Regions from separate parts of the Homo sapiens genome. Here all the other regions are linked to region 1. Evidence: read pairs that join two places in POLR2A ChIA-PET (ENCODE). Cell type or tissue: GM12878. All regions are shown on one strand.

Evidence for each region. Peaks named below come from ENCODE experiments on the same cell type or tissue, not always from the same donor. Only the 100,000 strongest peaks of a DNase experiment are listed, where the experiment ranks them.
Region 2: POLR2A ChIA-PET joins it to region 1 with 5 read pairs; 11 of 35 experiments call an interaction of 5 or more read pairs at or near these places.
Region 3: POLR2A ChIA-PET joins it to region 1 with 6 read pairs; 2 of 35 experiments call an interaction of 5 or more read pairs at or near these places.

Annotation. Positions count from the first base shown.
Region 1 is chr2:64,221,898-64,224,397 of GRCh38, forward strand. No RefSeq gene overlaps it. Among named protein-coding and RNA genes, the nearest start is that of LINC00309, 18 kb to the left of the region's middle. In GM12878, no CTCF peak of the experiment used is centred here; a DNase peak (open chromatin) is centred at 1,454; H3K27ac peaks cover 444 bases.
Region 2 is chr2:64,131,958-64,134,457 of GRCh38, forward strand. The region is part of intron 1 of PELI1 (pellino E3 ubiquitin protein ligase 1); the gene reads right to left. Among named protein-coding and RNA genes, the nearest start is that of PELI1, 11 kb to the right of the region's middle. In GM12878, no CTCF peak of the experiment used is centred here; no DNase peak of the experiment used is centred here; H3K27ac peaks cover 375 bases.
Region 3 is chr2:64,928,000-64,930,499 of GRCh38, forward strand. All of the region lies in intron 1 of LINC02245 (long intergenic non-protein coding RNA 2245), which reads right to left. Among named protein-coding and RNA genes, the nearest start is that of LINC02245, 3.2 kb to the right of the region's middle. In GM12878, no CTCF peak of the experiment used is centred here; no DNase peak of the experiment used is centred here; H3K4me3 peaks cover 2,500 bases; H3K27ac peaks cover 2,500 bases.

The sequences.
Region 1 (2,500 bases):
AGCAGTGTTTGGAGGATCCACTTTTAAGCAGGCTTAACCTAGCGCTTTTCAAACTCTCCTGGGGAGCCCCTTAAAATGTGGATTCTGATTCTGGGGTGGGGTCTCAGATTTTACATTTTCAACAGGCTCCCAGGTGCTACCTGTGGCAGGACTTTAAACTCTTTTCCCTGACAGAATTCCTCTTCAAGGTAGAAAGGACAGGTGTGAGACAAGGGCAGAGTGCTAGGCACTCAAAGGCCACTTGATGACACAGAGCCCTGAACAAATGTCCCACAAACACCAGCAATAGAACCAAAAAGGAGAGTCTGAGCTCTTCACTGATAAAGCTTGTTCATTTTTATGTGTATCTCTGAGGCAGTACGTGAATGGGATAATAGAAGAAGGGAAAGAAAATCAATCATTCATTCCTCTGTTCTGTACATTTGAATCCCCTACTCCATACCAGGCATTTTAGGTGCAGGAAATGTAAAATATAGTAAAAGTGGTATAGAAAAGTCTATTTTGGAAATGCAGATACTGAAAGCATTCCCCTCAACCTTTTTCTTTTGGTCAGGAAACTTACTCCAAGACACCCTACACACAAGGAATCCAGCCGTTCAGCATTCCCAGCAGAACAACATTATCTATCATTGTTCTTTGTGTTCAGAGATATTCTGGCAAAGATGTTACTATTCCTGTGTGTGAGTTTGGCAGAAAGCCCTAAGATGTGACCTAATTTCCAAATAGCTTGTCCTTCTGGTTAGCTGTTATTAGTAAAACCTGCTGTAGTTTATGACTCTACCTTATAGACTTCGGGAAAATCATCAGGAAAGCAATGGAGATTTCCCACCTGAATTAGCTTGTGTTAACTAGCTAATCTTTTTAGAATAGTAGCTTCTGCCCATAATTTAAAGAAACGATGTAGAAACCAATGCATTATCTTTTCTTTCTGGGAGAAGAGCTCTTAAAAGCCTGGAAGTGGAAGATCATTAGGTAATGTGTTGTTAGCTCAAGAAGAGCACATTGTGGTATACTTATAGTCATACTGTCCAGTGGGGAGAATGTTTATGTATGGACCTGTCTTATCATCCCTTCTACCCTGAGTGGATCTTGAAAGTTAAATTATAACATTGCATTATGCATAAAGGAGAAGGATGCTTTACAGAAAAGACATTTACCAAGCTCTTGAGGGACCATTGTGTGCTGATCAATGACAGATGGTGTTCAGCTTTCACAATGTAGGAGTGCTAAAGGATGTGGGGTCACAGAAAAGCCGTGGAAAATCCTAGAGTAAAATATGGTGCAAGTTGTTGTCAGTCTGGCACAAGAAGAGGAGGTACCGAGGAAATTGTACCAAACACCAAGAGAGGAAAGGAAACTGAAATGAAAAATGATAGTACTTCAATTTCTGAAAAACAGGCCTGCCCCTAATTTAGCTATGAGATGTTGGGTAAGTTACCAATGTCTCTGGGCCTTGCTCTACTAGTACAACAGAGGAGAGAGAAATTCTAGAAGATTTTCAACTCCCCTCCTGCTCTGTAACTCTGGTTCGCTATGTGCTAAATGCACCTTGAAATAAACACTTCCTTTGTGTGTGTGTGTTGCGCGGTGGAATCCTCACTTTACAGAAGAGGAAACTAAGGTTCAGAGAGCTTAGGAACCCAGGCCAAGCTTACACAGCTATTAGGAGGCAGAGCTAGAACTTGAGCCCAGACAACCTGACACCATAGATAATGCTTTTAAGCTTTATGTTGCCTTTATATGTCTAAGACTTTTATGGGTAAAGAAGGAAGGAATATTTTGTAACTTTCTTAGAAAATCAATTGTCAGGAGATCTCTTAAAAAATTTGTTACATACCTTCTTTTAGAATTCTTGACATTGGGCCGGGTGCGGTGACTCACACCTGTAATCCTAGCACTTTGGAGGCCAAGGCAGGTGGATCACTTGAGGTTGGGAGTCCGAGACCAGCCTGGCCAACATGGTGAAACCCTGTCTCTACAAAAAATACAAAAATTAGTTGGGCATGGTGGCGAGCACCTGTAATCCCAGCTACTCGGGAGGCTGAGGCAGGAGAACTGCTTGAACCAGGGAGGCAGAGGTAGTAGTGAGTTGAGATCACACCACTGCACTCCCAGCCTGGGTGACAGAGTGAGACTCGGTCTCAAAAAAAAAAAAAAAAAAAAGAAAGAATTCTTGACATATTGGAGAGTGGAGTTTGATCTGAATAAAGGAAGCTGTTGTAACTGACATAATAATTTAAGGTCCAAGAATTTAAGACATGAGATGAGAAGCACATACTTTCCTCCTGCCTTACTCAGCTCAATTAGTTGCAGGTGCTGATACATTTACTTTTCAGGTTTTTGTCTGGCCAGTTGAGCCCACTATGTTCAGGCCGGGCTGCCGAAAAGTAGCTGCACAAGTGATGGCTAGTGACAACTAGAATTCATGTTCCTGTCTCCTAAACTTGAGATCCTGGGAGTCTAGGGAAACGCTGGGCTGCAAATGGCAGCTTCTCCACAT
Region 2 (2,500 bases), 90 kb before region 1:
ACAGATATGGAAAGAAAACAGAGGTCTTTTTCACTATGGTAAGTTTGAAGAATTTTAGTTAATATGTCTAATAAGCAGTTGAAAATTTAAATTGGCTCACAGAGAAAGGTACTGAATTGGCAACAGATCTTTCCCCCTCCTTTTTCTCTTTCCACTAGACCAAGTCAGGATGCCAGTAGAAATAATAAAAATAGCTTCCAATTCTTGAGTACCTACTTTATGCTTGACATCGTGCTGAGAACTTTATATATTATCTCTATTCCTTTCAACAACCTTACCAGGAAGATACAGGTTGAGCATTCCTAATCTGAAAATCTGAAATCCAAAATGCTACAACACCTGAAACTTTTCAAGTGCTAACACAACTCTCAAAGGAAATGCTCTTCCAAGTATAATGCAAATATTCCACGATCTGAAAAAATCTGAAATCCAAAACACCTTTTGCCCCAAGCATTTTGGATAAGGGATTTAATAAGTCCCGGTGAGGCTTGTTCTCAGAACCTTGAGATTAAGTAAACTGAGTCAACTGTCCAAGGCAAAAGAGCTACCAATTAGTGGGGGAGGCATCTGAATAAAGTTTTCTTCTTATTAAAGACTCTATTATACTACCTTAGCTTTAACTTGAATGACCACCTATGTCAAGTTCATTCTGGAAAGGGAAAAACAACAAAATTAATGGAGCTCTCAGACTGAGAAAATAGGGAATAAGTCTAGGAATATGTGGTTTCAAAAAGTACAAATTTAATAGTGATACGAAAGAGCTGGAGAAAAAGAAGTGGAGTTATAGTTTAAAGACCCTTTAAACCAGAAGGAGCCTTGGAAATGGCATAGTACTTTTATAAGTAAAGTGTGGTCCATGGCCTATAGCAGTAGCACACCCAGAAGCCTGCTAAAAATGAAGAATCTCAAGCCCCAGCCATACTTACTGAATTAGCATATGCATTATAATATGATCCTTAGGTAATTTGTATAATACATTAATGAAAAACACTGGTCTGATACCATTACAATAGATGAAGACACTAACCAGGTTAAAAAAACAGTTTGCAAAGCTAGAACTCAGGCCTCTTTATTTCTTGGTCTAGAATTCCTATGTCTTCATCATGTGCCCTCCAGACAAATACATCACTTCGAATTTCACTAACCTGAGGTCTGTGCCATAAACATTTAGAACTTAAAATGAGTTTCCATCAAATTAGCACTAAACATTGTTATTTGTTACCATTTCATTTGGAATTTTAAGTACCCCCATGAGTTTTCTTCAATCATTTGTTTTAACATCACTAAATGAAACATAAACATGCTATCCCTGACTACAAAGAATTCTTAAGCTCATACAGTGAGTTTCAACCCTGAGCACTCAATGTGAAGAGACAGTATAGATAGAAGAGAGAGACTTTCTATAGGCAAATTATTTAAAGTCATAGAATCCTGGAGCTGGAAGAGACCCAATATAGCTGAGATGACAAAGAGATTTCATCAGAATGGCAATTATATATATAGTTTCTGACAGTGCTGTATAAAAAAGTTACCTGAAACTGGTTTGGGATACAGATACCGATACAGATACAGCTACTAGCTGTATCTGCCATGGGTTGGTTCCAAAGAGGGTGTGAGTGATGGAGTTACTGACCTTGTAAAGATAAGGAAACTCAAGCTCAAAGAGGTTAAATGAAATATATAAGGTCACATATTGAGAAGATAAACCAGAACTCCAGGTCCCCTAACTTCTGATATAGTGGTTTTTATCCTGTATCATATTGCCTCTCCTCTCTATTTATTCAATAAAAAATACAAAATCCTTTTCATGTAATAGATAATAAAAACCAAACCAATTAGAAATTAACTGGGAATAAACACCTCAGATGGTTTTATGGGCATTATAGGATTTATAATCCTATAATAAGGACATACATGGAAGTATGTTAAAAGATTTAAAATGAAGCCCACAACCTATAGATTTTATCATTGTGAGCAATGAATGATCTCTGACTCAGACTGCTTTCTGACATTCTTACTTCATGTAGAGTTTTTCCATATGACAATTCTTCTTTAGAGTTTATCCATGATGACTCAGGGTACCTAGATGGTATGAAGGAGCCTTCAATTTAAGGAGTAGGAGGAAAATGAGGGGGCCTACTGAATCATTAGCAGCCTACTCAGTTCTGAAACTCAGCAAATCCTTTTGGAAGCCATTTTAAAGTCAGCTTTAGGAGACAAATTCTGGCTAAAGCCTTAAAGACTGGTCCTTAAGAGCTGAACTATATGCAACTAAATCAACACGTTATTTCTAAAAGAGACACAACCAAAAGGCTTTAGCAAAATCTGATCTTCTTTTTGTTGAATAAATGTCAGTGATGAATTTTTAAAAATGTCTGCTCTCAATGAAGTTACAGATCTGCTCAAAGTTTAAGAGCCCCTCCTCAAAATTCATCCTAGTTCCTTTGGAGAACAGACAGGGCTAGTTCAGAAACTGAATCATCCTATTTTAAATGAAAGT
Region 3 (2,500 bases), 710 kb after region 1:
AGATGAGGTCTCACTATGTTGCCCAGGCTGGTCTCGAATTCTGGGCTCAAGCAATCCTCCTGCTTTGACCTCCCAAAATTGTGGAATTATAGGCATGAGCTACCCCAACCAGCCCAGGATATTGTTTAGAAAGTATCAAGAAACCTGGTATAAACAATATATCAAAGTTCTGTCTGATTTTCCATAGACACACAGATGGTGCTAATTTTCCATGTTGGTAAAATGCTTTGGCTTTTGCAAAACCCTTTCAGGGCTCTTAGCATCTCAGCAACCCTGTGAGGTAGCCATTAACAATCCCATTTGACAGGCAAGGAAACTGAGGCTTGAAAAGGCCGGGCAGCTCACCCACAGCCACAGGGCTAGCTAGAGCCTCAACTCTTCCTTGCCTTTCTTCTTCTGTAGGAAACATTTATGTCAGTTCCAAGGGGCATTTGAAAACTCCACGAACTCAGAGGTTGATCCACCAACCTCAGCCTCCCAAAGTGCTGAGATTACAGGCGTGAGCCACCACATCTGGCCTCTGTATACATTCCTTCCCCCCATTACCCCCCAGAAACAGGGTCTTGCTCTGTTGCCCAGGCTCTGGATACAGTGGCACAATTATAGCTCACGGCAGCCTCACACTCCTGAGCCACCACACCTGGCTATTTCTTATATTTAGTTATTTGTTATAGTTATTCCACTTGCCTGATCACCCTACTCCTTTTGGGTTTTAGGTTTTTAATTCTTTAGGGAAATCTGGTACTATTTCCTAGTAAAATGCTCCATATATCTTAGGGGATTCTGGCCCAAGATTAGGAAAGAAAATTGGTAGATAGGGGATGGCTGCTGGAGAAAAGTCTTACTGACAGCAGCAAGAAATGACAGTTATTAGTCTGACAGTGAGAGAGTCACTGTGACCTGGGCACTTTTCCTTTTTTGCTGCTTTACATTGTGGTGAGCCTGCTCTCTTCTTCTTGGCTGCCTTCTCCCACTTGGGTTTGGCACAATTTCCCCTTTGGGAAAAACAACGTCCTAGCAGCCATCTACTTATAATTTCTCTCACATGGCCAGGCACTCATTGGAGGCTGCTGTTCTTTGGGAAATGCCCTCTTCAGCAGCCTTGATGAATGTGGGGAGAAAGCCTCAGGAATTGGCTTCCCTTTAAGGAATATGGACTGTCCTTCTCTTTTACTAAATTGGTGCTAATTGCCATTGTGAACATTTGCTTGTTTCATTTTATTATCTTTTTGAGATATATTTCTTTTTAGTCCTAGGCTTATATTTAAACTAATGTGTAATTATTGTTTGGAATTCTTAATAATCCACTCAACCCTGCTCAAGAGGCAAATATTTTAGCACTGGAAAATATTTATATGTGTCTTCATGGTTTCTTATTCTGGATGCAACTATAAAATAATAAACTACAACAAATATCTTCCAAACAGTAATTATACATTTATTCATATCAGATCCCTTTAAGCTATTTCACTAGTTTGGTGGTGTCTAAGCAATATGGTGACATGCATTTCCTATCCAAGTCAACTGGGTTCCCTTTTTGCAGCTGACATCTCTAAGAGCTGAGACTCTTAATCTGCAAAAGTCATTTTGTAATAGCTTTCTTGAAGTACAACTGGCATACAACAAACTACATATATTTGAAGTATGCAATTCAACATGTTTTGACATATTTATACACCAGTGAAACCATCACCACAATCAAGATAACGTATCTATCACCCCAGAAAATTTTCTCAAGCCCATTTGTAATTTCTCACTCCTGCCCTTTTTCACCTTCCCCTCCTCATTTCCCAGGCAATAACTGAACTGCCTACTGTCACCATAAATGAGTTTCCATTTTCTAGAATTTTATATAAATGAAATTAAGCCATATGTCCTATTTTTACTGGCTTCATTCACTCAATGTAATTTTGTGATTCATCCATGTTGTGTTGTATCAATACTTCATTCCTTTTTGTTATTGAGGACTATGTCCACTGTATGAATACAATGCAATTTGTTTACCCATCCATGTCCCTGTTAAGGGACAGTTGGCTTGTTTCCAGTTTTGGGGCCATTATAGATAATGCTGCTGTGAGCATTTGTGTACAAATCTTTGTGTGGACCTACGCTTTCTCGTCTTTTGGGTAAATACCTAGGAGTGGAATAGTTGGATCTTACGGTAGATGTTTATCTAGCATATTAAGAAAGTGCCAAAAAATGAAAAAGAAACAGTAAACTGTTCTTTCAAATGTTTTCCATTCCCACTAGCAGGGTATGAGAGTTCTAGTTTCTTCACATTCTTGCCAAAATTTGGGATGATCAGTCTTTTAAACTTTAGACATTGTAACATATGCATAGTGGTATATTGTGGTTTTAATTTGCATTTCCCTTATGACTAATGATCATAAGGGATCATTAGTCAATGATGCCTTCATCATTGACTGATGACCAAAGCATCATCTTTGGTGAAATGTGGAATTAAATCTTTGCAAAAGTAAAATTTTGCACAGTTTAGTGT